Linked DNA regions of Homo sapiens: all the other regions are linked to region 1. The links are chromatin loops, found by intact Hi-C in ENCODE. Cell type or tissue: Calu3. All regions are shown on one strand. Links, peaks and the distances in the headings refer to the core of each region. The heading gives the core; the rest is flanking DNA. Region 1 holds the start of LOC101927829 (a long non-coding RNA gene). Region 2 overlaps LOC107986068 (a long non-coding RNA gene). Region 3 overlaps ZNF385D (zinc finger protein 385D).

Region 1 (11,192 bases), core at 2,142-10,141:
AAAGTCATAATCTAACAGGAGATAAGTATATAAGCAGCTGCAATTAGGTTATTTTTCAAAATGTAGTTAGAAATATATATTTAATATGTATAATATATAGTAGACATATATATATTTCTAACTACATTTTGAAAAATAACCTAATTGCAGCTGCTTATATACTTATCTCCTGTTAGATTATGACTAACATATATATATGTCTAACTACTGTATATTTATTAAATATGTATTTCTAACTACTATATATTAGAAATATATATAGAAATATATTTCTCTGTGTGTGTGTGCATATATATATATACACACACACACAAATACACACATATATACTAGATTAAGTGGCAACATCAATGATATACTCACTTTGACTTCTTGGAGTTAGAAGGTGGAGGTATGTAGAGGAGGCTTCCCAAAAATGAAAAAAAATTTGATTTTAGCCCTACAAGATGGAATAGCAGTTCGTCAGGCATATGTAAAGAATTGGAGATACAGGCCAGGCGCAGTAGCCCATGCCTGTAATCCCAGCACTTTGGGAGGCCAAGGCAGGTGGATCACCTGAGGTCAGGAGTTCGAGACTAGCCTCACCAACATAGAGAAACCCCATCTCCACTAAAAATACAAAATTAGCCGGGCGTGGTGGTGCATGCCTGTAATCCCAGCTACTCAGGAGGCTGAGGCAGGAGAATCGCTTGAATGAACCCAGGAGGCAGAGGTTTCAGTGAGCCGAGATCATGCCATTGTACTCCAGCCTGGGCAACAAGAGTGAAACTCTGTTTCAAAAAAAAAAAAAAAAGATTTGGAGATATAAATTAGTAAAACTGTGTGAAGCTAAAATTAACAATGGGAAATCGTAAGACATAAGGTAGGAGGGGTAGAATATAAAGGTTCTAATGCTGTGTACTTTGAGACTTACTCCACAGAAAATAGAAAGTCACTAAAAGCTTTTAAGTAGAGCTGCCAAACAACAGTATTTGCATTTTAGAAAAATTACCCTGGAGTAGAGTAGGAGATGACTTTGAAAGCTTGGGGTGAGGCAATGGAGCAGAGCAATGAGGCAGCATCAGCAGTTACAGGATGATCATAGCTATTCAAAGGAGAGAAGATGCAGACCTGAATAAGGTGAATTGGACTGATCCATAAATGAATGTACCAGCCTGATTTAAACTTTTATTTTTCCCTAAAAGGGCATTTCTTCTAATAAGTTATCCTGAGCATTTTTAAGGGAAAAATCTAGGAGCAGAGGACAGATTATATGGTTTGGTTGGCTCTGTGTTCCCACCGAAATCTCATCTCAAATTGTAATCCCCATAATCCCCACGTGTCAAGGGAGGGAGCTGGTGGGAGGTGATTGGATCATGGGGGCAGTTTCCTCCATGCTGTTCTCATGATAGTGAGTTCTCACAAGATCTGATGGTTTTATAAGTGTTTGACAGTTCCTCCTTCACACTCACTCTCTCTCTCCACGTGCCATGTAAGACATGCCTGCTTCCCTTTCTGCCATGATTGTAAGTTTCCTGAGGCCTCCCCAACCATGAAGAATGGTGAGTCAATTAAACCTCTTTTCTTTATAAATTACCCAGTCTCAGGAAGTTATTTATAGTGGTGTCAGAAGGAACCATACAACAGATAACTAAGAAATCTACAAATATGGTATATACACCATGCTATTCTCTATTACTCATTCAAAGTTTCCCTTTTCTCTCCCTCCCCAAGTGCTTTCAGCATGATCAGGTTTCATGTCTGTGCCAACCTCCTATCAGCCATTTCTTGTCTTTTTTCTTTCTAATTTTGAGCTCTGACCTTTACTGTTATTCAAATCTTGGTTTTATACTGCAAAGGCTCTTAATTCCAGAATGATGGCCAAGTGAGCCAAACACATTTACCTAAGTGGACAAGAATGTGACATTGTCATGCAGCCATTGTGATGTACCAAAGTCAAGATTGATTTTGACAAGAATAAAAGCTTTCTGTCCTGCTGCCCCTGCTTTATGGGATTTTTAGGGTTTGGAGAAATATCCATTGTCTCTCCTAAAATTCTTGAATGCCCATGTAAGATTGAATGCTATTTCGATAAATAAGCCATTTAATAGTGACAGTTTATATACCAGAATTACTCAGTTGGCTGTTCTTGAATTGTTCATTTTATTTGTCAAGTTCAGGGGAAGTTAGTTTTGGCCAAGTATTTTTTGAATTTTGTTGCAAAATCAAGTTCCAGGTGGTGAGGTCCCAAATAACAGAAGATATGGCAAAAGTCTCAAAAGCATTACAGGTTTAATTAAATTAGTGTTTATTGACCACCAACATAGGTATATTCTATTATAGATAAGCTAGAGTCCATTCTTTGAGAGAAACAAGCCAGGCAATTCTTCGAGGCAGACAGTTACAGAACTGACCTGTACAGACAGGTACAGATGGTATACCAAGCAGGGTTCCTGACGTCATTGTTGCATGGTCGACATCCAATTTGACTGCTACATCCTCCTTTTCATGGAGCCTTGACCACTTCTGCCCTTCTCTCTACATCTTTTTCCTGGCTTCCAAGAACTAAAAGACTGTTCCCAGCTGTCCTAATGATCCTACTTTTCCACCATTCCAACATATCCCTTGATCTGAAATTGCCCTTTCCTTTTCCTTCTTCAATTCCCTCCAAACAAGACCTCTATTTCACCTTCTAAGTTAGGTGTTAGGAGAAAAGCAATCAAAATGCCTCCAGACTAAATCAATTCACACAGAAGTATAGGTGGTAGGAGGCTTAACTTCTATGGCAGCTTTTAGAAGACCTGTTATTCCAAATGGATCTTTGATTGGTGGGATGTGTGAAGGAGTCATTTTTGAGACGTAGGGAATCATACTTTTTTCTTATCTGTTTATGCTGGCCAGAGGCCCTACTTTCAATTTATTTTCTGCACAAAAATCCCCTTCTGAACTAAAGCCAATGCATGCTATTTGGTTTACTTATACCTTAGTGCTGTGATTCTCTAGCTTAGGTCACCAGGTCATAATAAAGGACCACAACAGGAACCTGGCTTGGTTTTACATTTCTTATAGTCTGTAGTTGAGTTCCTTCTCTAAAGCCATGTTCACACATCTGAAATTTTCCTAGATAGACTTTTATGGCTTCTGGTAAAGATAAAAGTTATATTGATTTTCTGTTGCATTGTTAACTTATCAAATAGCAAAATATTTAATTTGGAAGATAAAAAATAGTTTTAAATTTTTTCTTAAAAATGGTGGTAGAATAGTGACCACACTGCATACCCTCTTATGAGAGTGAATTAACATGGAGACCACAAACAGAGGAGTTAATTACATCTTTGTGGTATTACATCCTAACATCAACTCTGCATATGGATAAACCTGCCCTTAGAAAATCCCTAACATCCCCCATTAAAAAAAAAAAAATGAGCAATTAAGAGCCACAAACACTGTTTCTCACTAATCCTGTTACAGTGAGGTCTGCCTCCCATATCAGTTCAGATTGCTGTTTCTTCAGTTGCCCACCAGATAAAACCATGATTTGCATTCAGGGACTACATTGTAAGAAAAGTACGTTTCTTTTAATAGTAGACACACTTGGCCCTGGAATTCCTTTCAGTTAAATACCTACATAGATAGAGGTCACTGTATATTTGCCCCCCTTTGTTTAAAGAGCTAAAATTCTGTCCTCACAGTGTCTATAAGCTCGAGAATCACAGCACTAAGGTATAAATAAACTGAAGAGACTGTCCCTCATGCATGCTGTGACAGAAATCAGCTTTCAGACTAGGTGTGCTGAGTCCCAAACCTGTGCTACATCCCTGCTACAAAAACTGAAAAGCAAGCCTAAAATTCACTATAGGTTCCTAGAAAATCAAACCTTAGATATAAGACCAAGTTATACTATCTTATTCTCTCAGCAAATCCTTAATATGTTTCTTCTCTGTGCCAGGTGTTAGTTAAGCTCAGGTGATACAAAGTTGAATGAGATAGCACCCCTGCCTTCTTTGTCCCAGCTCATAGTTTAATGACATAATCAGGTGGTCACAATACAGTGTAATACAGTGCTGTGACAGAGAGAGAAGCTACAGACTGAGGGCACACAGGGCCAGGGCTCCTAACCCACCTAAGGCAAAGGGTAAGGCAGGGGACATCAGGGAAAACTATTAAAGAAGGAGGCATCCTGAGAGCTGGGATTGTATTTTTTATTTATGGTTTTATTTTTTACCTTTGTATTTTGATGTAATTTCAGGCTAACAAAAGTTGCAAGAACACTACAAAGAATTCTCATATGCCCTTTAACCAGATGTACTAAATGCTATTATATCAAATATGCTTACATACAGATATGCACATACACGCACAAACACACACACACAAATATACATTTCTTTTTTCAAAAAAAATTTGGGGCTGGGCGCGGTGGCTCATGCCTGTAATCCCAGCACTTTGGGAGGCTGAGGTGGGTGGATCACTTGAAGTCCTGACTAGGAGTTCCAGCCAGCCTAGTCAAATGGTGAAACCCCGTTTCTATCAAAAATACAAAAATTAGCTGGGAATGGCGGTGCACGCCTGTAATCCCAGCTACTTGGGTGGCTGAGACAGGAGAATCCCTTGAACCCAGGGTGTGGAGGCTACAGTGAGCCAAGATCGTACCACTGCACTCCAGCCTGGGCAACAGAGACTCTGTCTAAAAAAAAAAAAAAAAAAAAAAAAAAAAAAAATTGAGAGTAACTTACAGAAATTATGATGCCCCATTTACTCTTGAAGATTCTGGTGTATATTTCCTAAAAGCAAGGACATTCTCTTCTGTAGCCTACAAGTAACAAAATCAGGTAATCAATACTGATACAATACTACGATCTTATCTACAGACCTTATTCAAATTTCACCAATTGTCCCAATGTGTACTCTACAGCAGAAGAAATCCCCAGCTCATATGCTGCATTCAGCTTTCATGTGTCTTTAGTATCCTACAATCTGGAACAGTTTCAGATTCTTTCTTTGTCTTTCATGACCTTGTAATTTTTAAAGTGCAGAGTCTAGTTATTTAGTAGAATGTCCCTGAATTTACGCTGGGCACAGTGGCTCACGCCTGTAATCCCAGCACTTTGGGAGGCCGAGACGAGCGGACGACCTAAGGTCGGGAGTTCGAGACCAGCCTGACCAACATGGAGAAACCCCGTCTCTACTAAAAATACAAAATAAGCCGGGCGTGGTGGCACACACCTGTAATCCCAGCTACTCGGGAGGCTGAGGCAGGAGAATCACTTGAACCCAGGAGGTGGAGGTTGTGGTGAGCCGAGATTGTGCCATTGCACTCCAGCCTGGGCAACAAGAGCAAAACTCTGTCTCTCAAAAAAAAAAAAAAAAAAAAAATGTCCCTGAATTTAGTAGAATGTCTCTGGTTTGGAACTACTCTAAACTGTTTCTCGCGGTTAGATTTGGCATAAGCATTTTTGGCAGAAATATCACGAAGGTATGTTGCGCTTTTTGAGATGAGTTTCAAAGAGTGAAGAGGAATCAGCCCACATAACCTATTGCCATATTAATTTATTTTTGCATTCAGACTTGGGAGGATGGAAGACAGAAGGCAAAGGGATAGCCTATAATACTATTAAATAATATTTATCAAGTAGTTACCAAGCACTGTTTGGAATGTGTTACATAAGTTAACTTCATCATCTTCGCAACACCCTTATGACATCCTCACCATGACTATGCTTTTCCCATTTTTCCAATGAGAAATAATCAGGCACAAAAAGATGATGAAGCTAGCGCATGGTGCAGCCAGTATTCAATTCCGGGCAGATTGACTCTTGCCCATTCTGTCAGAAGGGACTTAGTGAAAGCAAAACGCTTACCAAAAAAAAGGCTTGTGTCTTCAGAACGAGTTGGCTTGGAGGTGTGTAACTGGTCCAAGCAACTGGGTGTGGCTCTCCCGCCCTCTGCTGGCTGAATCCCTTATTGCATCCTTTTAACTGCTTTTTGCTCAATTGGATGGTGACTGCAGGGTAAAACCTCCATGTGAGCAACAATCACTGAAATTTCTGCAAAACTCCTGAGTTATGCCTGACCTATGAGAATGCATAAGAATTGGGCATTCCTTCCATTTTTCTTTTTTGTGTGCCTCAGTCCCCTACCACATTCTAAAGATTGGTCAGCAGAATAAATCCTAAGCCCTCTCTTCACCAACTTCTTTTATAAAACTTCCCAGGAGAATTTTTTTTTAACTATGACAAATTTGGAATCCACTGAAGCAGTGAGAAAGCTAACGTTGAATTAATCAGAATACAATCCCCAGACAAGACAATCATTACAGATGAGAAAACCTGTAGGAAGGATGTTTGTCCTTGAAAAATATTTGAAAAAGATCCAGTGTGAAGCAGTCATCTCACAGTAGGCTCCAAAGTGTCATATAAGACAAAATCACTAGGCAAATAAGATGAAGGAGAGGAAAAACTCCTTTGAATGAGTCATAAGTAGCCTCTATTTTCAATCAAAAATCCTTTCTCTTTCCAGGTAAAACCCTGTCCCTCTGAAATTCACAAACCCCTGGGGCTTCCACAAAATTCAATTGTTTTCTCTAGTAAGAGGAAGAAATGGACGTAAAATAAAACCAGAAGACAATGAATGGGCCTTAAAAGGATGGCACACTGATTCATTCCATACATGCCAGAAATGGACCTGGCAAAAGAAAAAGAGTGTGTTTAAATTCCCAAATGATAACCTGGGAGCAATTCTGTTCATTGTGCCTGATTGCAAATACAAATATACTAGTGGCCATTATTAAGCCACATCTAATGTCCCAGGGGAAAGAACTCTTTACTGAAATTTTGAGAACACTCACACTGAACACAAGAATCCCATCTAAGTATTTACTTGATAACTTCTAGATGCCTGTCTGTTTATCTGTCAGGTTGGGAGAGACACAAATACATTTGCATATGGCTACTACCAGGCTGAAGGCTGAAACCTTTGCCCCCAGATCAAATCAAATCAGTAGATAAATGTCCCATGGTAGGTGATTGAGCTAAGCAACGACTTCTTATTTATTTTAATGAAGTATCAAGATTTCCATGAAAAATTATCAGAACTTTATATGTATAATCCATCTGGAAACTAATCCCCTAAGCTATATTGTGGCATTATTGTCACAATAACACTGCATAACAACCAACCACGAAACATCAGCAGCATTCGACATTAAGCATTTATTGCTTACATGTCTGGAGTTGTCAACTACATGGCTCCGCTGATACTACTCTGGGGCTGATGAGACTGTGTCTTTCATCATGCAGAAGCTAGGCCAGTAACGTTCTCATAGCAGTGTTCTCAGCCAGACGACAGAAACATGCAATGCCTTCTTAGACCTAGGCTCAGAAATGTCATGCTGTCATTTCTGCTGCATTCTGTTGGGCAAAGCAATTCACAAGTAAGCCCAAATTCAAGGGAAAGAGACTCTATCTTTTCATTGAGAGAAAATGCAGCCACAGAGCAAAACATGTGCATACAGTGATGGGTAAAGAACTGAGGCCACAACTGTAATTTACTACAGGCCCAGAAAATCATTGAAATCCAATGGGTAACTCTCCACTTTCTCACATTTCACATATACCCTTCTCAATGGATGATCTACTAACAGTGGTCTCTAGGTTGTCCTGGAAATATTTAAGAAAGAAGAAATTCTTAAACCTTAAGGACTTTTGTTTCTGTGAGACCTGGAGCCCCCCAGCTAACTGAAGATGTTATACCAGAGCCTTTGGATAAGACATAAATTTCCATCTAGTGCTATCAGTTTCTCATTGCTCTCTTGTACAAAATTCATTCAAGAGCAGTCTAGAGTTTAAGAAAAAGCAGGAAATTTTCCCTAATATTTTCTCCTACTATATCACAATTTTTGGTCAAGAAATATATACAGTTCTCATCTATATTTTTAAGAACTTTTCTAGTAATGTGTGCTGAAATAAGATTAAAACTTAGGGTACTCTAGGTTAATTTCTTGATCAATAAAATAAGATTAAATATTAGGCCACTATAGGTTAATTTTTTGTTCAATTGCAATAGGCATCTTTCTAGGTGAAAATTAAAACACACATACTATGTGGACATTTTTTTAATTGTAAGAAGGAACTAACAAACACTTTTTTTTTGGCTTGGAAATGCCCATGCTGAAACCTTGGCCTATATCATGACTATATAGTTCTCCAATGACAAGGTTCTAACCACCTGTCATTATTTCCTTCCTTCTCAGATTTTTAAATAATTTTTTCATTCCATAACTGTTCAGTTACTTTTCTAGAAATAATACACAAATTGAAAATATTATAAGGCCCCTCTTCCCTCAGTTTGTAAATAAATAAATGTAACTTCATGGAAGAACCTAATATTTTCAATAATTATATTTTCTTTACTATATTCCAAGAGATTTTGCAAACAGCAAGGGCAAAAAATTAATCTTGTTTCTTTCTTCTTTTTTTCTTTTCCTAGTCTAAGTCAAGACTAGAAGCAACAACATGATGAAACATATGCTTCTGGCATTTCCATCTTCCTGGATTGATGATATACCAGGCAGCCCAATTTTCCCCCAAAGGATAGGTGTGCATTCAAAATATTAAACCCTTAACAAAGACAAATATAAATGCAATTTGAGAAACCCCATTTCTTTCCAAGTCCACTGCATCTATTAATGTAGCCCCTTGACCAAGGACCAGCTCATCTCACTATTAGTACAAATTCTTTTACTCTACCTGACAGTCTGCCTACCTTTTTGTATGTTGGAATATAAAAAACAATTTCGAGAAATAAAAATCAACTCCTGTAACCTATCTCTGCTGATGCCAACCATATTGATTGCTTGACCTTTACGAAGTCTACTGACTAGATGATGCGTAATGTTTGGGGATTAAAGATGCTGATTTACTTTTTTTCTAAGTCAAATTTAAACTCTGACTACCCAAAATCAAACCCTACAGACTGTCTCAGCCTGTCCCCACTTTGCAGTGCTCCCCCTGACATTTGGATACCAGTTACTGATTGAATTTTTAGCAGCTGTCATTCAAGGACATCCAGCTTCAGCTGGACAAGCATTCGAATGGCAGACTCCCAAGGGCCTGAAAATGACCTGGTTTGACACAAATGTGGATAATCTTTCTGCAGAAACAAATGGGTTCAACTAAGTCATCAGTTTAACTGATAACTCTCATCCAGTTATGATTGTCACAATTAAGAAACAGTTTTAGTAACAGAGGCATTCAGAGTTAGGGGTTTTCCTTTTCAGGAAAGGAAATAGGATAAGAATTATTTAGTTTTCTCATTTCCAAGTATTTGGGGAGTAAAATCTATGGACTAAAATCTATTTTTATCTAACAGATGAGTTGTTAGCTTAATGATGTAGGATCTTTATTCATGACCATAAACCCCCATCATCACCCAAAAAAAAGCAAAACAAAAAAAATAGATAATGCGCTGGTGAAAAAAGAAAAAAAGTCTGCCAAGTCTAATTGTGATTCTAAAAAAACTAGCCCTGGCTGCATATCAATTGAGTTTTGTTTAGCTTGCAATTAAAATAAAATTTTCCATCTTTCAAAAAGAATTTCAAAGCACTTTCAAATGGCAAATATTTTTAAAGTTAAGTACATGCTTATCTTTGATAGTATATTTGCAAGTCATTCATGACTTCATAGATAAAAGCCAACTCTTCCATTTTCAACTGGGAACAGGTCACTCTTATCAGCCTACTCTGCACAACCCATATAGACTATAAACACCTCCACTAATAGAACTAATCACTAGAGCACCACCATTGACTCAATATAGAATTCAGACTAGAACATGTATATCTTAACACCTTGTATGGTTTAGTTTCATGTGCACAGGCACTGTAGGACACTAGCCCCAATTCACTTGAGCAGTTTTCCAACTGCCACAGAAAAGGCTTTTTAAGTTGTAGATTGTATATTCCTACTTTACACCCAAAATATAATTAAGGTGATTGACTTATTGGCCACTTTTAGTAGGCTGTTAATGTTGTTTTTGGAAAGCCAATCTTATTGTAAAGTGATATTTGAATGTAAAGAACAGAACCAGCACTTTCTGCCATCAAGGAAGAATTCCTCTCACAAAACCAGTGGTGACCTGGAACCACTTAATACTGGCTCTCAAGAGTTGATTGTGTACATCTCCTCCCAACTCCACATTCAGTGGCATCAGGTTAGTAGCATGAAATTGGCCATGATAGGAGTATTTACTCCAAAGAAATTGGGAAACACTAAAAATTATCAGATAGGATTACAAGTTTAGTATCAGTGATAGGAGAGGAATTCTACAGCAGTTCTGTCCAGTAAAACTTTCTGCAATGGGGCTGGGCATGGTGGCTCAGGCCTATAATCCCAGCACTTTGGGAGGCAAAGGTGGGAGGAACTGCTTGAGGCCAGGAGTTTGAGACCAGTCTGAGCAACATAGCAAGATTCTGTCTCTACAAAAATAAATAAAAATAAAGGAACTTTCTGCAATGGTAGAAGTATCTTATATTTGTACTGTCCAACACAGTAGCCACTATACACATGTGACCACTGAGTAGTTGAAATGTGGCTAGTATGGCCAAAGAACTAAATTTTTTATTTTATTTTTAATCTTAATAGCCATATGTGACTAGTGGCTACCGTTTGGGACATTGCAGTTCCACCATAATATAACAAGTGATGGCATCTTCCAAGAGTCAGGGGACTGAGGTAGATAAGGCTTTAAAAGAAAGAGGAGCACCCAAGAAAGGGGTCACTTCATGTCTTGGAATAATGAAATGTAACAGCAAAGCTTTGCCAAGTTTTTCCATCATATTTTGAATCTGCTATCCACACATTTATTAATTCACAGACCTGGAACAATCAGTTGTAGGAACAGACAGATGAAGGTAGCTCCTCAATAAGGTAGCTTAGTAAGGAAAAGTGGCTCTAATGCCCTAAAATAGTGGTTCTCAAATTTTAGCATGCATCAGAATCACCTGGAGAACTTGTTAAAACACATACTCCTGGGCCCTGCTCTCAGAGTTTCTGATTTCATAGCTTTGAGCTGGAGACCAAGAATTTGCATATCTTATAATTTCCTAGGTAATGCTGATGATGACAGTCTGGGAATCACTTAGAGAACCACTGCTTTCAAGCTAATTTACGGCAATCTCCAATTCCTGCTTCTATCACAGTCTACATGCTTTTCAC
Region 2 (11,192 bases), core at 1,889-9,888, 590 kb before region 1:
CTGCATTATTTCTTCTTTTTAATCCTATTTTAGCTTTATTTTTTTCACACAAATTGGAGAAATGGATAGGCAGGTAGCTCTGTTATGCCAGGCAAATTATTACTTTGTTTAGAAGATTTTCTAGATTCCAGTATCTCCCACCTGCTCCTACTGTTGCCAGTGGCTTGGCTACCTTCTCAAACTCAAAGTTTTAGGTTTCCTGCCTGCCTTCTCCATCATCTCTCTGCAACCAGGTCCAATTTTTGTTCCAGAAGCTACTCCAGCTCACTGCTCAGCTGTGCAGGACTCTATTCTCTGGAAATTATTTTCTCAAGACTTTCTTGCATCCATAATTATTCAAAGGTTACAAAAATATGTATGATGTTTATACCACCCATATTTTACTTGGTGTTATGACTGAAGGTTTTCTATACCTTCTCACATACTACATTGGAAGCAGAAATCCTTTGAGGATCTAGTTTAATGCTGTAGGGAAAAAGTTAACTTTGTTGCTTCCCTAGGAGATGGTATAAAGATCTGACATGATTATCATCTTACAGAGAGTTCCTCAAGCTCAGCAAGAGCCTTTGATATTTTGGGCTAGATAATTTTTTCTCCTGGTGATGGTATGGGAATGGTGGAGGGGTCTTATATATTGTAGAATGTATAGAAGCATCTCTGGCCTCCACCCACCAGAGGTCAGGAGCAAGTTCTCTACATCATTTTGACAAACAAAAAATGTCTCCAGACATTGTCATGAACAATCTTGGCATATAACTGCCCAGTTCCTTTCTAAGGAAACTCTATTTTATTTTCCTTATACATGACTTGGCAAAAGGTATATGGTACATGACTTCATTAGTCAAAATGAAGAGAAAATAGTTTTAGCTCATTTGGAAGGCTGGTTTTAATTTTAAAGGTTATGCCTTTTTTTGGTAAAAGACATAAATTTCAAAATTTTTTCAAAGACAGCTCAGCTTTAAAGCAGTCATTCAAATGATTTCTTAATAGCAGGCTACAAGACAGAGCTAGAAAACATTGTGGTATCTCTACCCAAACAAATACCTAAGGGCCCTGAGAGCCCTCGCAGCAAGTCTGCACAGCTTGGCAAAGGAGTCAGGCTGAGGTCATACCATGCAGCATAGGTATGTAATCCTGTAGTCACTAGGATGGTTTCAATGACCGGAATGAAGAGAAGAGCCTTGGCCAAAGGTGTCCCAAATGCCCTTCTTATCCCTGGCATAGAATTTGTTGTTTAAATGCCAAAACTCATGGAGGATGGATTTCTTTATAACTTTAGTTTGAAATCCATCTGTCACCTTTCACTATCTCCAATTTTTTATTATTAGAACAGATTTACATCGTAGCATTATCTGTTTTCATTCAAACACTGGGCTAAGCAATCTGGTCCGAAAACAAGGTCACCCCTGACTATTGCTAGAGGCCACTTTCATTTCTGGCAGAATAAAAAAAATAATAAAGTATAGATTCTGCAACTTTAATATGAAAAGGCTCTAGTTAAATACTGCAATACTTGAGAACAGTTACAGTTTTTGTTGCTTTTTGAAAATAAAATTCATAATAAGGAGAACAAATAGCATTCTTTAGCAAATTCCACTTAGGTCTTATGATATTGAGATGTTTTGTTCATCCTTAGCTTTTATTTTTCTCCTAATTTAGTGTTTGTGTGTGTGTGTGTGTGTGTGCGCGTGTGTGTGTGTGTGTGTGTGTGTGACTGCTACAAGTACTTGGGGCTTCTTATCCATTGAGTCAGTCAAGCCCTAGTTACTGCAAAAAAGAAAACTTAATAGCCAATCGCTATCAGTGGTTGATTCATGTCAATGAATGTTTCAGATGTTAAATCCTGAAGAGATACTTCAAGAGTAATTTCAACCATGAATTTGGTTTCAGTTGGTATAAAAATACTTTTAAACTCTCAGGTATAAAGCAACATTTAGAAATGAATGTGCTTTAATATGATTTTTTGTCCTTGGAGCAGAGGGAGGAACATTTTTATGCTGACACCCAGTGTATACATATGCTAGCTGAAAATCACAAAAAGAAAAACTGAGAGTTGCCAAAGAAAGTGAAAATTTTGGGAGGATACGATTCAGTAGTAATAATACAGTAATGTTATCAGCTGTAGATAATTATGCTAATAGTCCTTTCTGTTTTACATCACACAATTCCAGAATTTAGAAGTCTGTGGAGCTTCTTTAGACTCACATAACCACGTTTCTTCAATACCAGCATATTCTACCCTCTCTTCTGCTACTATAAACTCCCCAGGATCCACCTAAAGACAAATCTCCAACTGTGTACCAGATTCTCTCTCTTCTGCTTATGCAAAAACTTCATGCCAACAATACTCTGCTCTATGTAGAGCAGTGGTCCTCAACTTTGTGACACCAGGGACCAGTTTCATGGAAGAAAAAATTTTTCCACAGACCAGCAGGTGGAGGGGGATGGTTTCAGGTGGAACTCTTTCACCTCAGATCATCAGGCATTAGTTACATTCTCGTAAGAAGCACACAACATAGATCCCTCACATGCAATGTTCACAGAGGGTTTGCATTCCTATGAGAATCTAGTGCCACCATTGACCTGACAGGACGTGGAGCTCAGGTGGTAATGCTCACTTGCCCGCTGCTCACCTCCTGCTGTGCAATCTGGTTCCTAACAGGCCACAGATCAGTATTGGTCCACAGCCAGGGGTCTGGGGACCCCTGCTGCAGAGCAGCAATCTTCTGAGTGATTCTCACCACATATAAAACTTGCTATTATTTATCTCACATTAAAATAAATAAAATAACTTCAAAATCTTTTCTGACCCCAATCTCAGGCAGGTACTAGTCTATCCTTCCTATGCTCCTTTGCAGCTAAAATCCATGAAAATATTATTTTATAATCATTCTTTCCAATTTCCTTCCATTCTCTCCTAAATCTACACCAATCAGAATTTCATCCCCATCACTGTACCGAAACTGTTGTAAAGGTCACTAATGGCTTCTAACATTCAATGCTCAGTGCTCATCTTACTTGACCTATTAGCAACATTTCACATAGAAGATCATGTTTTCCTTCATATATGTTCTTCATTTGCCTCCAGGACAGCACGTTCTCTGTTTTCTTCCAATGCTATTGGTCATTCAGCCTCAGTGTCTGAGGTAGGTGGCATTAGCCTCACATACTCACTTCCCTCACGTACACTTCTTTACCAAAAAGCCTTTACAATGCCCTCTCCCTATGGGTATAGCATATTTCCCTATTTTATGAGTCTGGGTTAAATGGTATTGCTGGCTTTGCCTAGTGAAACATTAGCAAACGTTTTGTTAAGTAGATGCTTAAAAAAGCCATGGCCATCAAAAGACATGCCTGGGTTTGCCTACTGGTTTCAGAACAACACCTATATGCCAAACAAATACATATCTACGTTCCCTAAGAGCCCTCCCAGCAAGTCTGCACACCCAGGGAAAGGAGGCATACCATGCAGCATACGTATATAAGCCTGTACTTACTAGGCTGCTTTCAATGACCAGAATGAAAAAAAGGGCCTTAACCAAAGGTGTCCCAAATAGCCTTACGTGAGAAGCAGAGCTGCTGTATATAAGCTGGCTTTGCTCAGCCTTTACTAAAACAAAGCTTCCAACCAGCCTGTGGACACATGAGAGCCCAGCCAAGATCAGCTGAGCTCAGCCTACAGCAGTTAACTCTCAGGCAACCTACAGACTTATAAGCAATGTAATAGCTATACACACCACACACTTTTAAATTTAATCTGAATTATTAACATCATATAGCACTTTCTTAAGTCTAGACCATCAACAAAACAGTAAATCAAGACTTTGTAGCATTTGCCGATATCTGATATCTGTGGTGTAAATACTACTACCTTGACCATTTTCAAATACTCTCACCATTTTTAGTTTCAAGCTACCAAGACATCATAATACAGTGCTGGGAAGAAATGTGCAGTAGCATACCATTCTATGGTATCTTCTACATACAGATACAATAAATATAAATGACCTCAAGGGCATAGATAGTCATAAAATATAATAAACTAATTGGAAAAAGATGAGTTTGAATATTTATTACTTTTGTTTTCAATATCATTTAATTTCATATTTACATAGTTTATTTTCAAATTATGGTTTTGTTGAACAACTGAATTGCAAATTTTCTGAAAATTAAAAATTGACCCTCCTGAGCCAGGGAGGCTCGCGAAAGCACACCAACATAGGTACGTACATGCCAGACTGTCCTTAGGGCTTACTCCCTCCACCTTGAAAGGGAAGAGCAGAAGTCTAGGAATGTTTCTTGCCTCTCTTGACCTCGCTTCTAAAAGCTTTCACTTTCAGTGTTCTTGAAAGTAGCAAGACAAAACTATTTAAAATATTTTGGAGTTCAGTAAACTAATTGGGATTATTTAGGGTGTGTGTGTGTGTGTGTGTGTGTGTGTGTGTGTGTGTGTGTGTTTGCATTTTGGTTTAGTTTTTATTTCAAGGCTGATGTTAATTGCTCTCGGTTTTTAAAAAGCTTGTCTGTATCAGATCATTTGAGAATCAAAATGGGTCAGAAAGTTCATTTTATCCTTCCTCTAGTCTCCAAGCAATACTTCATTAAAGAAATAATAGAGAGTTAGGTCACTAATTTGACTTTACAACTCAACATTTTCCCAGAGTGTCTTCGTGTATTTTTTTCAAATCAATGTTTTCCCCACCCCTTTTCAATTTTCTAAAAAACAGCATTAAAAAGTTCAAATAGAAGTTTCTGCTGCATGGCTTCCCACCAGAGTGCCTCTCAGATGTGATAATAGTAGCATAATAAAAGGCTCTTTTCCTGTTCCATTATTTCAGGGTTCAGGTCTCCATTTTTCCTTCCATAACATCAATGGAAATGACATAATAGAAGTATCTGTTATATCAGAAGTTTTCATAGGCATGATATTGACCCTGATGCTCTTTCACAGAACACACGCTAAATGGAACCATTATGGTTATTCTCAAAATGGATTGTCAATGTAATTGCCATTGTAGAAAAGTGTTATGAACATTTACTGCTTCTTTGCTTTGACAGCAGATCCTTTTCAAACATGAATATCTTGGCAATTAAAATCACAAGCATAATCATAGCAACAAAGGCCCTGTCTTCAACTCTCATTTCTTAAAAAAATGATCCTAGTTCCCCCCCATTTAAATGGAATAAAATGGTTTCACATTTTAGATTCAGATTTGATGTGAATTGAATAATACAATTAATCAGGATCTTTAGTCACATAATTATCTTTCATCCAAGTAAATCATTTTATGCATCAGTTTACATTCATTGAATTAAATAATTCCAAATAAACAGTTGTCATACAGAACAGTTCTATGGCACTTTAAGAGCAAATAAATCAGATTTGTATATGCTAATTGGGAAAAAACATACTCACACAGATATATACCACACAGTCCACCATTCAACAAACTTAAGAGAAATTGCAGGTAGTACTTTTATTTCCCTTACCACCTTGGTAATATATTGTGCCAAAAGAACAGCCGACATATTTAGGCCAAATTTTAATCAAGTTAAAATTGTGTGAATGCCAGGAATTTTCAGGCTGATATGAGAGAAAATAGGTGAATCATAAAACCTGCCCAGATAGAATCTGAAAAGAGCCCAAGAGTTGACTTGAAAAGAGAGGGACTGCAGGGTCATTTGTATTCTGAGCTCAAGCATTAGAGGGATTGGTGGCCATTTAGCATTTATTTGACAAAAATTGTACATTCTCACCAACTTGGAGACCATTGCAAGAGATAAGCCAAGGAAAAAAAACATTATTGAAGGGGTGGGGCAAAGTGGAGTATAAAAAGCATGACATATACACTGTCAAGACATTCTCCACAATTAATTTATAGAAAAAGCCAGTCACGACAGCTTTCAGAGAACTGAGGGTATGGACATCTATCTGATCAAATCTATTGAAGCAAGAATGTTCTTAAAATGACTCCATCCAAAGGAAAATAATATACACGTTACAAACATTCTTCTCAAATCCAGGGCTAGAAATCAATAAAGTCACTCAAATTGGAAGGGTAGGCTTTCCTAGGCATCAGATGGAAGCTCAACTTCTTCCTTGATCTCACTGTTTCATAGACCAAATAATACCAATTCGCACCAAAGACTAGACACACCCTCGATTCATTTTTTTCTTAAAATGTTTTAACAACATTTAATGTAATATAGAGGCAAGAAGTTACAGGGAGTCCAAGACAAGCATATTTTCAAGCTATGGAACTGCTTTCAAAGAATATTTAATTGTGCAATTTTCGACTAACAAGCCAAAGTAAGATTAGCAAAAGAAGCCTAAATAATCAGTCCTCATGTACACAAAATTTTCTTTCCATATTATAAAAGAATATTTTCTGCTTAGACATTGTAGAGGAAAGATTTGTATAATGTGGTTTTGCAAATTTACAGACTGTTGTCTAATTCCAAGTTTCGATGTTTCCAGCAAATTATAAAATTGGATAAAGTTTTAAAATTTCCCTTTATAATAATATGAAATACAAGAAGCTTCTCTGAATTCGGTCCCTAAGTAAAGTCTGAACCAAAAACTTCATTCTTGCTGCTTATTAAATGTTCTTTAACCATAGCATGTTTCCATGCTCCTGTGGAAATAAATAGTGAGTAAATAACAAATTTACTTTTGTCCCTTACCTCTCCCATCCCCAAGATACTACCTGTCCAGGGGTCTGAGTAAACGTCTTATGTAACACTTAGCCTTATGAATCAATTGCTGCTAATCTATCTTCACCTCCTCTCTTCCCATGTGAAGGGGGTACTTTGCCAGATGATGGCAGCACTGTCACAGAGGAGTACTTTCCAAATCGTTTTGAAGTGAGACAAAATAAATTAGAATCTGTGTATTATAAGGAAGAGTTTGGGTTTGAATTTCGGGTCTGACACTTGCTAGTTTTGCAAGCTTCTGTTTATGCATTGTATACACTGTGCTTTTATTTTCTCATCTGTAAAATAGACATGATAATGAGCTAACTCACAGAATTGTTATGATGGTAAAATAATACATTAAGAAACAATTATGACACTAGTACCTAGCAATTATTCAACAGGTGTTATCTATTATGCATCTGTAATTAAATACTAAGTAAAGCTATTTTGAATTTTAGCTAAATTTTGGATCACCCAACAACCCTCAATATGTGTGAAAGGCAAAAACAAGCAAATAAACGAAAACGTGATTTACAAGTACAGCTCATTACAAAGAAAAGAGTTGAAAAAAAATGTATTCTAATGCTTTATTTCCGAAACTTTCCTAGGGCCTATGCCAGACCTACTGAATCAGAGTCTTCAGGATGAATAGGTAACATATGTAAAGCATATAAATTGTTATCTGTTACATCAAAAAGAATTTGTCTGTTATATACATTGTTATATAATTTGTACCTATACTTGCTATAACAGATAAATTGTTTTTGATATAAAAATTTATATAGCAGATATATAAAGATTCTTCTTGTTATCATATATATCATGATTCTTCTTGTTATATGAAGATTCTTCTTGTTATACGAAAATAATTTATTTGTTATATAAATTGTTACATCAATAAAAATTTATCAGTTATATTAAGTACAGGTAGGGCTCATTTGACTTCTTGAGTTTAGGTCCACATTTTGGTCCTTAGGCAATGGTTTTACTATTGCTTGCAATGGGAAAGACCTGAGGATAGGTTTAAAACAAAACAAAAAAAACTGCAGTTGCCCAGCCCTCACCATAAGGACTCTGATTTGATAATTTGAAAGGAAAGGTAGGAATTGTTATTAAAAACAAACAAACAACCTCCAAAGTGATTTTGATATGTAGACAGACTTGAAAATCAGTGACTTGGTACCAACAGCTTGTTTTATAATAACGCTTGAGGTGGTAGCTTTCATAGACTCAAAAGATGTTGGAGAAAGAAAATTTAGATTGTCTAGAGGCATAGCTTCAACATTTTTAGTGGTAGAGTTTTTCCTCCAGAATAATTCTTAAGCAGATGTACAATAGATCTAAATAGTTAAACATATAGTGACTCTGGTGAGTATCATTGCGGATGGGTCCCCAAACACCTCCTTCCATGAAACATCCAAGATTCCCAGTAATATAATTTGGAAATAATTTTAGAGTTGAGAAAACTAAGGCTCAAGAAGTCAAAGTCACTTTTTCAAGTTCACAGCTGATTGTCTCCTGAACCATGATTAGAACCTTTCCTGTACACAGTCCTGCTTACTTTTAAAATCTGAGAGTGGTCTATATTACACCTAGAGAGTTAAAAAATAAAAGTAAGCTGATCAATTATTTGTGACAGTGAAGCAAAAAAATGAAGATACATTATATTTAACAAATGTTTCTCTTTTTTCTTCCCATTATTTTTCTTTTCTGTATCTTTGTCTTCTCTCTTAGAAAAACAACTAATTTTCCCTTTCCTTGCTTTACATAACATAGCTTTAACAACATACTTAATTCAGAGAGTAAAGATTAAACAATGAGCAACGATGTGAAGATTCTCTAGGGAGAAGTAAAGTTTAGATGTCTTCTTCCTTCTCTCCTAGCATATTAAATGTAAATATACACAGTTCCAGTAAAATTTCACTCTAAAGCCAAAGGCTCTGTAGAAGGTGCTGTCACATTAGAGCAGTGATCAGGTAAGTGCTGTAAAGGATCACAACACTGAGATGTGCAAAGGAGCAACGCACAAGAGAGAAGAGTAGCTTAATATTAGGAGATAGAGAGGGTTTATGATGGAAAGTCTTGACTAGTGGAATGATTATGTTTCAAGAGTCATTTTTAAAACATCTTTTGCTCATTGTAAAGGTAAATAACTTTAAAAGAACAGGAAATATAAAATATCAAAAATCAGCAATCCCAGAAACTCAAGCTATATATCCCCAGATGAGAAAATATGCTCAAGCAGAACATACACGTTGGGAAAGCAATAAGTCTAGAAGCAGGGAACAGAAATGAGAACACGTAGTATATTGAGTCATATAAGATAACGACCAAAAATGAGATTTAAGGGGGCTGTAGAAAAATCCTTAAAGCTATGAGTCCAGTATATGGCCATCGTCAAAATCGGAAGTGAGAACAAAAGCAAATATTGGGACAGGACATGTCAACTCGAAGAAGGAAAACACAAAAACAAATCAAACCTGGCATTATCCTTTAGGGTATTTTATTTTACTTTTGCTACACTGGCCTTGCCTGAAGTGCTCGCAGTGTTTAAAGATGGGAAGTGCTGAAAGAGACGTGATGGACTGTGAAAAAGTGACTCTAGGGCTCTGTTAAGGATACATGTATTTGAGAAGACACTTCTGAAATGTCTGACCTCATTTGATTATGGATATATACATATGGAGAGAGAAAGAGAGACAGAGATGATAGATAGATAGATGGATGACAGATGAAAGATATAGATAGATATAGATAGATGAAAGATGACATAGATAGATAGATAGATAGATAGATAGATAGATAGATAGATAGATAGGCTAGAGCTAAATCTAAGCTTTGAGGCAAATGCAGTGGGGCATGAAGAGAACAATCATCATTGGAGTCAGACATGCTTTTTGAATGTAAAGCTTTTTTTTTTTTTTTTCTTTTTTTGGGACAGAGTCTAACTCTGTTGCCCAGGCTGGAGTGCAGTCATGTGATCTTGGCTCACTGCAACCTCTGCCTCCTGGGTTCAAGCGATTCTCATGCCTCAGCCTCCCAAATAGCTGGGACTACAGGCAGGCACCACCACGCTCCGCTAATTTTTTTTTTTTTTTTTTTTTTTTTTGAGATGGAGTTTCACTCTTGTTGCCCAGGCTGAAGTGCAATGGTGTGATCTTGGCTCACTGCAACCTCCGCCTCCTGGGTTCAAGCAATTCTCCTGCCTCAGCCTCCCGAGTAGCTGGGATTAGAGGCATATGCCACTATGCCCGGGTAATTTTGTATTTTTAGTAGAGACGGGTTTCACCATGATGGTCAGGCTGGTCTTGAACTCCCGACCTCAGATGAACCGCCCGTCTCAGCCTCCCAAAGTGCTAGGATTACAAGCGTGAGCCACTGAGCCCGGCTTTTTTTTTTTTTTTTTTTTTTTTTTGTATTTTCAGTAGAGATGGGGTTTCACCATGTTGGCCAGGCTGGTCTTGAACTTCTGACCTCAGGTGACCCACCCACCTTGGCCTCCCAAAGTGCTGGGATTACAGGTGTGAGCCACTGCGCCGGCCTGTAAAGCTTTCTTTTCAAAAATTAGATCAAATCATAATGAATGCCTGCTTGAAATCATTCTATGATTCAATGAGAAGTCATTTTCCACAAGAGTAAGTCAAGAACCTGGTTCTTGGATACAAGGCTGACACTAATCTGGATACCTCATTATATTCTATGCAGAAGAGTTAATGTTTTTATATAATTTTTGAATGTGAATATAGCAGAAATTTTTAAAAAGTAAATTTAAAAAAAAACCTTACAACAATTATTTTAAAACTTACAATGAATAAGAAGAAAAGTATTTATCATAAGGCCTGATATAATTTGGATATTTGTCCTTTCCTAACATATGTTGAAATGTGACCCCAGTGTTGGAGGTGGAGCCTAGTTGGAGGTGTTTGGTCATGGGGTGGATTTCTCATGAATGGCTTGATACCCTCTCTGTGGTAATCAGGTCACAGGAGATCTGGTTTTTTTTAAAGAGCCTGGGATCTCCCCCTTCCCTCTCTTGCTCCCTCTATCACCAGTCTGCCTACTCCCCCTCAGGCTTCTGTCATGAGTAAAAGCTCCCTGAAGTCTCTCACCAGAAGCCAAGCAGATGCCGGTGCCTGCTTGCACAGCCTTGCAGAACCATGAGCCAATTAAACCTCTTTTCTTTTCTTTATAAATTACCCAGTCTCAGGTTTTCCCTTATAGCAACGCAAAATGGACTAATACAAGGCCACTAAGCACCTTCCTATAGAACTTCTTTCTTATAAAGATATATATCTATATAAATAAACTCATGAATTCCCTTTCTGGTTTATAAAACATAAGATTAATATACATGTAATTATATATTATAGCTATTAATATCTAGTATTGTGAAAAAATGACTTACTAATATATACATACATATAATATATAATACATTATATATGCATAATACATATATAATGCATACATATGTAACAATGCCTGGAATAATATAA
Region 3 (11,192 bases), core at 997-8,996, 1.2 Mb before region 1:
TCACACTGAATGGGCAAAAACTGGAAGCATTCCCTTTGAAAACTAGCACAAGATAAGGATGCCCTCTCTCACCACTCCTATTCAACATAGCATCGGAAGTTCTGGCCAGGGGATCAGGCAAGGGAAAGAAATAAAGGGTATTCAATTAGGAAAAGGGGAAGTCAACTTGTCTGTTTGCAGATGACATGATTGTATATTTAGATAACCCAATTGTCTCAGCCCAACATCTCCTAACACTGATAAAAACTTCAGCAAAGTCTCAGGAGACAAAATCAATGTGCCAAAATCACAAGCATTCCTATACACCAATAACAGACAGAGGGCCAAATCATGAGTGAACTCCTATTCACAATTGCTACAAAGAGAATAAAATACCTAGGAATACAACTTACATGGGATGTGAAGGACCTTTTCAAGGATAACTACAAACCACTGCTCAAGGAAATAAGAGAGGACACAAATGGAAAAACATTCCATGCCCACGGATAGGAAGAATCGATATCGTGAAAATGGCCATACTGCCCAAAGTAACTGATAGATTCAATGCTATTCCCATCAAGCTACCATTAACTCTCTTCACAGAATTAGCCAAGACAATCCTAAGCGAACAGAACAAAGCTGGAGGTTATCATGTTACCTGGCTTCTAACTATACTACAAGGATACAGTAACCAAAACAGCATGGTATTGGTACCAAAACAGATATATAGATCAATGGAAGAGAACAGAAGCCTCAGAAATAATATCACACATCTACAACCATTTGATCTTTGACAAACCCGTCAAAAATAAGCAATGGGGAAAGGCTTCCCTATTTAATAAATGGTGTTGAGAAAACTGGCTAACCATATGCAGAAAGCTGAAACTGGATCCCTTCCTTACACCTTATACAAAAATTAACTCACAATGGATTAAAGACTTAAATGTAAGACCTAAAACCATAAAAACCCTAGAAGAAAACCTAGGCAATACCATTCAGGACATAAGCATGGGCAAGGACTTCATGACTAAAACACTAAAAGCAATGGCAACAAAAGCCAAAATAGACAAATGAGATCTAATTAAGCTAAAGAGCTTCTGCACAGCAAAAGAAACTATCATCAGAGTGAACAGGCAACCTACAGAGTGGGAGAATATTTTTGCAATCTATCCATCTGATAAAGGTCTAATACCCAGAATCTACAAAGAACTTAAATTTACAAAAAAAAAAAAAAAAAAACAAAAACAAAAAAAACGTCAAAAAGTGGGCAAAGGATATGAACAGACACTTCTTAAGAGAAGACATTTATGCAGCCAACAAACATGGAAAAAAAGCTCATCATCACTGGTCACTAGAGAAATGCAAATCAAAACCACAATGAGATACCATCTCACACCAGTTAGAATGGCAAGCATTAAAAAGTCAGGAAATGACACATGCTGAAGAGGATGTAGAGAAATAGGAATGCTTTTACACTGTTGGTGCAAGTGTAAATTAGTTCAACCATTGTGAAGACAGTGTGGTGATTCCTCAAAGATCTAGAACCAGAAATACCATATGACCCAGCAATCTTATTACTGGGTATACACCCCAAGGATTATAAATCATTCCACTATAAAGACACAAGCACACGCATGTTTACTGCGGCACTATTCACAATAGCAAAGACTTGGAACCAACCCAAATGCCCATCAGTGATAGACTGGTTAAAGAAAATGTGGCACGTATACACCATGGAACACTATGCAGCCATAAAAAAGGATGAATTCATGTCCTTTGCAGGGACATGGATGAAGCTGGAAACCATCATTCTCAGCAAACTAACAGAAGAACAGAAAACCACACACTGCATGTTCTCATAAGTGGGAGCTGAACAATGAGAACACATGGACACAGGGAAGGGAACATCACACACCAGGGCCTGTCGAAGGGTCAGGGGGCTAGGGGAGGGATAGCATTAGGAGAAATACCTAATGTAGATGACAGGTTGATGGGTGCAGCAAACCACCATAGCACATGTATACCTATGTAACAAACCTGCACGTTCTGCACATGTACCCCAGAACTTAAAGTATTAAAAAAAAAAAAAAAACTACAATTGCCTGTATGTGTTCAAGTGAAAGAAAGAGTCACACATCTTTTCATTTACATCAAAAACCAGAAATGATTAAGCTTAGTGAGGAAAACATGTCAAAAGAAGAGTTAGGCTGAAAGCTAGGCCTCTTGTGCCAAGCGGTTAGCTAAGTTGTGACTGTAAAATAAAAGTTCTTGAAGGTAATTAGATGTACTACTCTAGTAAACACATGAATGACATGAAAGCAAAAGAGCCTTATGTTTGATATGGAGAAAGTGCTAGTGGTTTGAATAGAAAAATCAAACCAGCCATACCATTTCCTTAAATCAGAGCCTAATCCAGAGGAAGGCCCTAACTCTCTTTAATTCTATGAAGGCTAACAGAGGTGAGAAAAAAATGTCTGAAGCTGGAAGTGGTTGGTTCATGAGGTTTAAAGAAAGAAGTCCTCTCCATAACATAAACGTGCACGGTGAAGCTGCAAGTGCTGATGTAGGAGCTGCAGCAAGTAATCCAGAAGATCCAGTTAAGGCCGCTGAAAAAAGATGGCTACACTACCCAACAGATTTTAAGCATAAACCAAAGAGCATTCTATTGGAAGATTATGCTATCTAGGACTTACCTAGCTAGAGAGAGAAGTCAATGTCTGGCTTTAATGCTTCAAAGGACAGGCTTACTCTCTTGGTAGGAGCTAATGAAGTTAGTGTCTAAATTCAAGCTAGTGCTCACTGACTATTCCAAAAATCCTAGGGCCCTTAAGAATTTCACTAAATCATCTCTGCCTGTGGTCTACAAATGCAACAAGAAGGCTGGATGATAGTACATCTGTTTACATCATGGTTTACTGAATATTTTAAGCCCACTCTTGAGATTTATTGCTCAGAAAAAAAGATTTCTTTCAAAATATTACTGTTCATTGACAATGTACCTCATAACCCGAGAGCTCTGATAGAGATGTTCAAGAAGATTCATGTTGTTTTTATGCCTGCTAACACTACATTCACTGTGCAGCCCATGGATAAAGACATAATTTTGACTTCCCACTCTTATTATTTAAGAAATATATTTTTAAGGCTATAGCTACCATAGATAGTGATTCCTCTGATGGATGTTGCCCAAGTAAATTGAAAACCTTCTGGAAAAAATTCACCATTCTACATGCCATTAAGAACATTTGTAACTCATGGGAGGAAGTCAAAATATCCACATTAACAGGAATTTAAAAGAAGTTTCTTCCAATGTTCATGGATGACTTTGAGGGTTTCAAAACTCCAGTGAAAGAAATAAATGTAGATATTGTGGAAATAGCAAGAGAAGTATAATTAAAAGTAGAGTTTGAATCTGTGATTGAATTGATGAAATCTCAGATAACCTCCTCCTTTCATGGAGGAGATGCTTCTTTTGAATGAGCTAAGGAAGTCGTTTCTTGAGATGGAATCTACTGCTGATGAAGATGCTGTGAACGCTGTTGAAATGACAACAAAGAATTTAGAGTATTATATAAACCTAATTGACAGAGCAGTGGCAGGCTTTGGGAGGATTGACCCCAATTTTGAAAGCAGTACTAGTGTGTATAAAATGCTATCAAACAGCATTTTATGCTAAAGAGAAATATTTTGTGAAAAGAGTTCTAGATGCAACAAACTTCACTGTTGTCTTATTTTCAGAAATTGCCACAGCTTTCTCAACCTGAAACCACCAACACTATGATCAGCCAATAGCTATCTACACTGAGGCAAGACCCTCCACCAGCAAAAACATTATGTCTTGCTGAAGGTTCACGTTGTTAGCATTTTTCAGCAATAGCATATTTTAAAATTAAAGTATATACATTGTATTTTTAGACATAATATTATTGCACAGTTAATAAAGTATGGTATAAACAACTTTTATATGCATTGCAAAATGAGAAAATTCACATGACTAACATTACTGTGATACTTGCTTTACTGTGGTCATCTGGAACCAAATTGCAATATTTCTGAGATATGTCTATTACTTTACCATTCTGAAGGTGAGAAGTCTGAAATGGGTCTCACTAGGATAAAGTCAGGTTGTCTGCAAGGTTATGTTCTTTCTACAGGCTCATGTTATTTCTGCAGGTTCCAGGGGAGAATCCAGTTGCTTGCCTTTTTCAGCTTCTAGAAGTTGCCTGCATTCCTTGACTTGTGACCCCATTTCATCTTCAAAAACAGCAAGGGCCAGACCCCATTTCATCTTCAAAAAAAGCAAGGGCCATCTCAGTTTGTCCCACGTGTAATCATTGCCTCACTCTTCTGCCTCCCTCTTCCACATTCACAGACCCTTGTGATCACAAAGGGCCAACCTGGGTAATTCAGGATAATTTCCTTATTTTAAAGTCAGCTGATTAACAACTTTATTTTTATCTGCTAACCTAATTCCCCTTTGTCATGTAATGTAACATATTCATATTTTCCTGGGATTATGATTTAAACAGCATTAGGAAGCCATTATTCTGTCTACCACAGATACCGCCATTTTATTTGAATGTTTGACTTAGGTTTGAACTGAATTTCATGACCCTATCAAATAACTCATTGCAGTTTCTTTGGTCTATATAAGCTGACACATATGAATAAATTGCCCTTATACTTTCTATTGTTTTCAGCCTGGAATATCATTCACTATTCAGTGCAAATTTTAAACACTGTAGTTTTATTTTTCAATAGAAGATCTAATGTTTTTATAAATGACATACCAACCTTTAAATTATGTTTTACAAACCAAACAATCATTGCAGAATTGAAATACAAGAGTAGAAACTCTCTTAGAAATTTAAGAAATGTCTTTGTATCATTATATGTGAATAAAAGAAACTCATGTACTGGAAATGTTAACTTTGTTTACTTATTGACCAGCCATGTCCATAAGTACCAATTTTACAAAATATTTAGACACCAAATGTCAAGATTGATTGGATTTATCAATTGATCCATATGTAAGAAAATTATCTCTATTTAAATAACCAAAATCAAAATATACATACATATTAGATCATTTTAAACTCAAGAAAAGGCTTTCTAAGCCCAATGCGACAGCCCTTTTGTTGTTTCCAGGTAAATCTGGAATTTATCTTTCTGTTTCCATTTTTAAACCTAGAATCTTTCTAGAAAAATAACATTGTAATTCAGTTGTATGCTTGGTTGAATCCTCTATCACATAGGAAAGTAGTTTTGCCTTATGAACCTTTTTACATTTCAAAGCTTCTTCCCCGTCCAATGAAAATAATAGTTTGTAGTTCTTTTCATCTTTGTATCATGAAAATTCAATTTCCTTTCCCTCTAAACTTTTATATATTTTTTTAACCCTTCCTATCATAAACTGTGTCATTTGGTATTTTGCCATAACTGTTTCCTTTATAGTACAGTTTATTTTTGGCCCTGCAGATAACTTTTAAAATGTCATAAATTAATATTGCTTGCATTTTTAATCAGATTACCTTTTCCTGGTGTAGGTTTTTTCCTGACAAATCTCCTGACATTCATATGAAACATACATGGGGTTATGTGGAAACCTTCCAATTAAAGACTGAAGGGTTGTAATTTGTCCAATTATTTTATCAGCATCTTAAAATAAGCATAAATTACCATGTGACCTAGGCAAATTAGTAATGTGCCTTTGAAAGACTACATGAGGGCCAACAAGATGTAAGCTTATTAAGTGAAGTAGAGAATGGATACTCAATGATTCACTATAGAATAGGAAATAAGATCTCAAATTCCAAACTAAGGATATATAAGATTGTAGCATCTAAGTGTTATTACAGTTAACTTCCTAACAATAGAATTTCATAAAACTTTAGAGGTAGAAGAGACATACTCCTAATTTCACCTGCAAAAGCTGAGATGTAGAGAGTATAGATTTGTACAAGGCCATGTGGTCATTAGCTGGCTAAGGACAATGTTCATGTCTCTGCTGTTTGTGCTTCATCTGGTCACGGGAGGGCAGCAAGTCCATTCTGAAGTTTCAATGGTTGTTACTACAATGGCATGGAGGAAGATCTATGTGTTTCCTGCTTAGTCAGCCTGTCCTAGAGAGAAGACCTGAAGGTTTCTTACCTCATGGAACTAACTGGAAGGAGTTACAGCTGCTATGGAAAGCCATTCAGCAGCTAGAACTCACTCATAAGAACTCATGAGTTCTCTTACATGGTATTATTCATATTCAGACACACGCAACAATTCAAGCATAAACATGTCAAAAGTGTAAACAGAAATTCATATTATTGAACTATAATAAAGTAACAACATGTCCTTAATGATTCAGGACTGTCAAGCATTCATTATGTTGGGGAACTGTTTGATAAATCAGAAGGGAAGAAACCTCATGAGAGCATAACATTGCTTGAAGGCCTGATAGCCCTCCAAAAGTAGATCATTGGTATCATTACAATATATTGAGATATATTTTCTAATGGTATTATAAAATAGAGATCAGCTGGGAGTGGTGGCGCACGACTGTAATCCCAGCACTTTGGGAGGCAGGGGCAGGTGGATCACGAGGTCAGGAATTCGAGACCAGCCTGACCAACATGGTGAAACTCTGTCTCTGTTAAAAATGCAAAAATTAGTTGGGCATGGTGGCACGCGCCTGCAATCCCAGCTACTAAGGAGGCTGAGGCGGGAGAATCACTTGAACCTGGCAGGCGGAGGTTGCAGTAAGCCAAGATCACACCACTGCACTCCAGCCTGGGCAACAGAGTGAGACTCTGTCTAAAAAATATATATAATTTTTCCACATTTTAGAACATAAAAATGTAGTAAAACTAAGCTGTGTGTCTGAATTTAATTCATATCTCTTAGTCTTAACATCCATTACCAGTGTGTCAATATAATGATGATGTTGATAGGAGTATTTTTTCCTCCCTAGTAACCAAATTAGGCTTCCAGTGACCAAATTAGATAATTAAAATTTCTTAAAATCATGTCTTAATATATCTTAATACTTATCAGTATTATTCACAGGATTGATGTTTAAAGGAAATGCTGTTTAGCTGTGGGAAAAACAAAAACCAATAATGGTTGTATTGGGGTCAACTATTCTTTTACTTCTTTACTTTCCAAATTTTCTTTATAAGTATGCTTGAATTTTATAAAGGAAAAGAGAATTACTGCATCTATTACGTTTTTAAGCTGCATATTTTGTCTCAAATTATACATTTTGATGGTCCCTCGTGGTCTAGTGGTTAGGATTCAGCTCTCTCAAATTATAAATTCCATTTTGAGGGCCTCAGTTGCAATTTTCTAAAGATTTCCTTTTAAAAAATGCAGGGACAAATTGTCCCTGTCAAAACTGTGTCTATTAAAAGCTATCAACCTCTTTAAGTATGTTGTTGCCGCTGCATCCCAAAGGATCTTCTGAGGGACACACTTATAAATTAAATTTTCAGGCAGCTTTGAAACATCTCTTTCATAAGAGAGTGTCCTGTGTTAGTCTCCAAGACTCACAGAGTTATTTGAGCTTTGGCCTGAGCACCATGGCCTTCCCACTGGGTCCTTTTTCTTCTTCAAAAGCTGTCCTTTGACAGGGCCATTCGGCTTGTGTGAAAGAAGAGACACATCTGAGAACCTGATGAGTTTCAGTTGGGCTGTCAGGTCAACCCTGTGTGAAAAGCTGGCTCTGGAGAGTGTGGTGATGGCCTATAGGTTGTCACTATGTTTGAAACAAGTGACTGGGAGCTCTTTTTTGAAGGGCTTATACTCTGAGTTGGCATTTGGGACACATTTTATCTCACAACCTTGCTAGTTCCTAACTCTTGAGTGGAACCCCCAACTCTGTGAGGAATTCTCAGATAACAAAACCTGAACAGAAGGACAGAGCAAAAAATACTGGGTTTAGCTGCTAGGGATTTCAAGAGAAAATGAGCCAGCCAAGAGCACGGGAATCTACCTAAGCAGTGTGCTTCTTTGGCAGGCTTTTAAAAATAAAACCCCAATATTAGGTCATTTCAGGACTCTTCGAATCAGGCTTTGATCCTCCAGAGTTTCATCTGAGGATGAAATGAGGAAGAGACTAAGAAAGGAGAAATCTTTATTAAGTTTGTATTTATCTGGGTTTCTTTACAAAGTAATAATATTCATTTTTTCTATCAACTTCTCTTAGACATGGAAAATCTGACCTTGAATATCTAAAAAGGCAAAGTTGACTTTACATGTGACCAGTAGATACATTCATAACCTCCAATAAACAAGGGGATATTTACATTTCTATAGAGTATTATGAACAACTCATAAATTGTTTTGTATTTGATATAAAATCATACAAACCATAGTGATGTCTATTTGTACATTGTATAGGTTGAGAAACCAAAGACCAAAATATTTAGTTGACTTTTTCAAGGGCAATAGGCTACTGAAACAGCTAGGTGGACAAGAAATAGGGCTCCTAAGTTCCCTAACATAATGTTTTTATGTATGATATCAGGGGACATGCCCTAGGAGAAATTTATTTTGAGACTTGCCTTGACATCAGCTGATAGTTTTCAACTAAGACCATCAGTCACTTAAGTTCTGCACACAATACAGAAGTTATTCAAGGTGGATATCAGTAGCATGTTCAGGAATTGCTGGGATATAGAAACATATTTAAAAATTGAGAGCCACTTAAAGGACATTACTAATACCGTAAGTATGGAAGGGAACAGGAGAATCTGTGTTGAGAGTCTATTTCATTAAATGCAAAGAGTTTGAGAAGAGGATTAAGCATGGGTAAAACTGGAAGCACAGAATATGAGGAGGAAGATAAAATGCAGTAGTGAAGCAAGAGATATATTTCCAATTAAACAAACTAAAAGTTTTCCATGGGTTCCCAGAAAATGAGGCAAGAAGGCATTAATGCTAGGAAGGCTCTAAAAATCTTAGATATCAATGTTGCATGAATAAATGAAAGAAGCACTCAAAACCAGAAACATTTTTCCTCATTGCTGTGACAAGGAAATGAAGGTAGAAACAGTATCAGCCAGGTGTGGTGGTGTTGCAGCATATTTCCCTAGTTCAGTTAAAGACTGGGTTCTTGTCCATATCACCGCCACGAAAATTTAGGCTCCCAAATGGCGTAAAGGGTGAGTAAAGCAGGGTTTTATTGGGTGAAAAGAGAAATGGGGCTCCTCTGCAAGGCCAGAGTCCCCTGTTAGAGCGCTTCCCACCACCCTTCTAATCCCAGGTTTCACACGGGAAGAGGAGGGGCCAGGCTCCTCCCCACTACAAACTTCCCGAGGTTACAGCTCAGTGGACAGGCTGGTTGGAGTTTCTCCAGGGACCCCCTCCCACCTGGCTGTCTCATTCCTCCATCTAAAGAAGTACGTGTGGCCGGGTGCATTGGCTCACACCTGTAATCCCAGCACTTTGCGAGGCCAAGGGGGGTGGACCACCTGAGGTCAGAAGACCAGCCTGACCAATATGGAGAAGCCCCGTTTCTACTAAAAATACAAAAATTAGCCGGGCATGGTGGCGGGTGCCTGTAGTCCCAGCTACTCGGGAGGCTGAGGCAGGAGAATCGCTTGAACCTGGAAGGCAGAGGTTGCAGTGAGCTGAGATCATGCCACTGCACTCCAGCCTGGGAGACAGAGCGAGACTCTTGTCTCAAAAAAAAAAAAACAAAACAAAACAAAAAGTACATCTAACTGCCCTTAGAATAAGAACGAAGACTGATCTTAACTGCTTTCTGCTAACAGGAGGCGCTATTTTGGGGAAGCGGCAGTCAGAGCTTCCCTAGAGGCCTAAGGGGTCCCAGCAGAAGGGGCTATCGTCAGACGCTCTGGTTGAATGACTGTTTGGAGTTTGATGTCCTGAAGGCAAGAACAGACAAACTGGGTTATTAGAAAACATGTATTTAAATGAAACAAGGGGAGGGGTAAGAACAGCTAAAAAATTCCAAGGCCTTTTACCAGTTTGCACAGGGAGAGGGAGGCCAAAAGCCCGACTGGTTAAAAAACTATGCTTTTGCTGGCAGGTTGGGCTTCTGGGTTCCCTTCTCCTGAGCCCAATCCTAAACCAACCAGTTTAAGGGTTGGGAAATTAACTCTTTCCAGTTTGGAGGCTTCATCTGAGGGGAGTCTCCCATAGTACAGAGACACAATTACATATCAGTGAAGAGAGGATCCGAGGAGAAAGGAATAAAAAGGCATTTTTCAAAGGAGTCCCAGGGTTTCAGCATGCATTCTAAAGGGATACAGGCAGAAGATGAATGGCTACCCATTTAGAAAGAGGGGAGCAAGTGTCCCTGGTTCCCTTCTCTTCCTATCAGATACCCAGGGTATGTAGGGCAGAGAGGGAAGAGTGTCCACTTTCCCTCTTCTGTCCTTGCATCCACGAGCTCCAGCGACTTTGGCAGGCACCACCGTGAGTGCAAAAGTGACTTGAACCCATGAAGCGGGGGGGGCTAGAGAATAGGAATTATCCACTCTCACCTATGTCTCTTTCCCACCTACTGCCAGTAGCCTTGGAGTTCCCTAGACCTCATTTATGCCATGGATATTAACGTGGCCTTTATCCATGAAACAGGAAGCTTGCGGCTGGCTTAAATGGCAGGAATCAGCCACACTCACCTAAGCTGTGCCTTTTAACCTCTGCTTGCCTCTGGATCCCTTAGATCCAGTTCTCTTTCCTAGAGCTTTGACCTAAAGCTTGGAATTGAGTCTGGGACAAAAATATGTCTCAGGGGGGTTGCATGGACTCCTTATCATAAGCCAAATCTAAGGTGAAACTGTGGAACTGAGTCCTCCTCCAACAAGGGAGAGGAAAGGATGTCTTGTGACATACCCATCTAACTGCTGGCTATAGTTAGGCTTGCTGGGATTTGGGTGAATGGTGCTTGGCTTTGGTTAGTTCCCTTGGTCTTACTTTCCCAAAAGGAAACCTCTGGGTGATGGGCACACTATTTATTCCATCACCGGATAGGATTTGCAGGATAATTGCTCAGAACTAGAGTATCAATCCGGATTCCTACATTACTCATCCTGTTAGTTCTTTCTGAGCTGCAGCCAGAGATTGCTGGTAGGGTCACAGGAACAAGCAGGGTTAGTGTAAAATGTAGGCAAAAACTTAAAAACAACTAATGAGTTTCAAATTTAATGACAGATGTATGGTAAGTTTGATGAGTTTTGGGACATAATTTCTCCTTC

What was found. A loop is a pair of places that touch in the nucleus more often than their neighbours do. Peaks named below come from ENCODE experiments on the same cell type or tissue, not always from the same donor. Only the 100,000 strongest peaks of a DNase experiment are listed, where the experiment ranks them.
Region 2: it touches region 1 in a loop (9-fold over the local background); 8 of 110 quality-filtered maps call a loop at or near these places.
Region 3: a loop joins it to region 1, with 22 times the contacts of the local background. A loop is called at or near these places in 2 of 110 quality-filtered maps.

Annotation. Positions count from the first base shown.
Region 1 is chr3:20,335,238-20,346,429 of GRCh38, reverse strand. It overlaps LOC101927829 (a long non-coding RNA gene), which reads right to left and starts at 3,962. Exons shown (of 5, transcript NR_110814.1): 1 at 2,394-3,962; 2 at 648-770; 3 at 364-405. In Calu3, for the core only: a CTCF peak has its summit at 5,912 (motif pointing left); a DNase peak (open chromatin) is centred at 5,919.
Region 2 is chr3:20,925,864-20,937,055 of GRCh38, reverse strand. All of the region lies in intron 1 of LOC107986068 (a long non-coding RNA gene), which reads right to left. Among named protein-coding and RNA genes, the nearest start is that of ZNF385D-AS1, 610 kb to the left of the region's middle. In Calu3, for the core only: a CTCF peak has its summit at 6,841 (motif pointing right); a DNase peak (open chromatin) is centred at 6,805.
Region 3 is chr3:21,546,095-21,557,286 of GRCh38, reverse strand. All of the region lies in intron 3 of ZNF385D (zinc finger protein 385D), which reads left to right. The region is part of intron 1 of ZNF385D-AS1 (ZNF385D antisense RNA 1); the gene reads right to left. Among named protein-coding and RNA genes, the nearest start is that of ZNF385D-AS1, 8.9 kb to the right of the region's middle. RefSeq lists an enhancer at 8,780-9,604. In Calu3, for the core only: no CTCF peak of the experiment used is centred there; no DNase peak of the experiment used is centred there.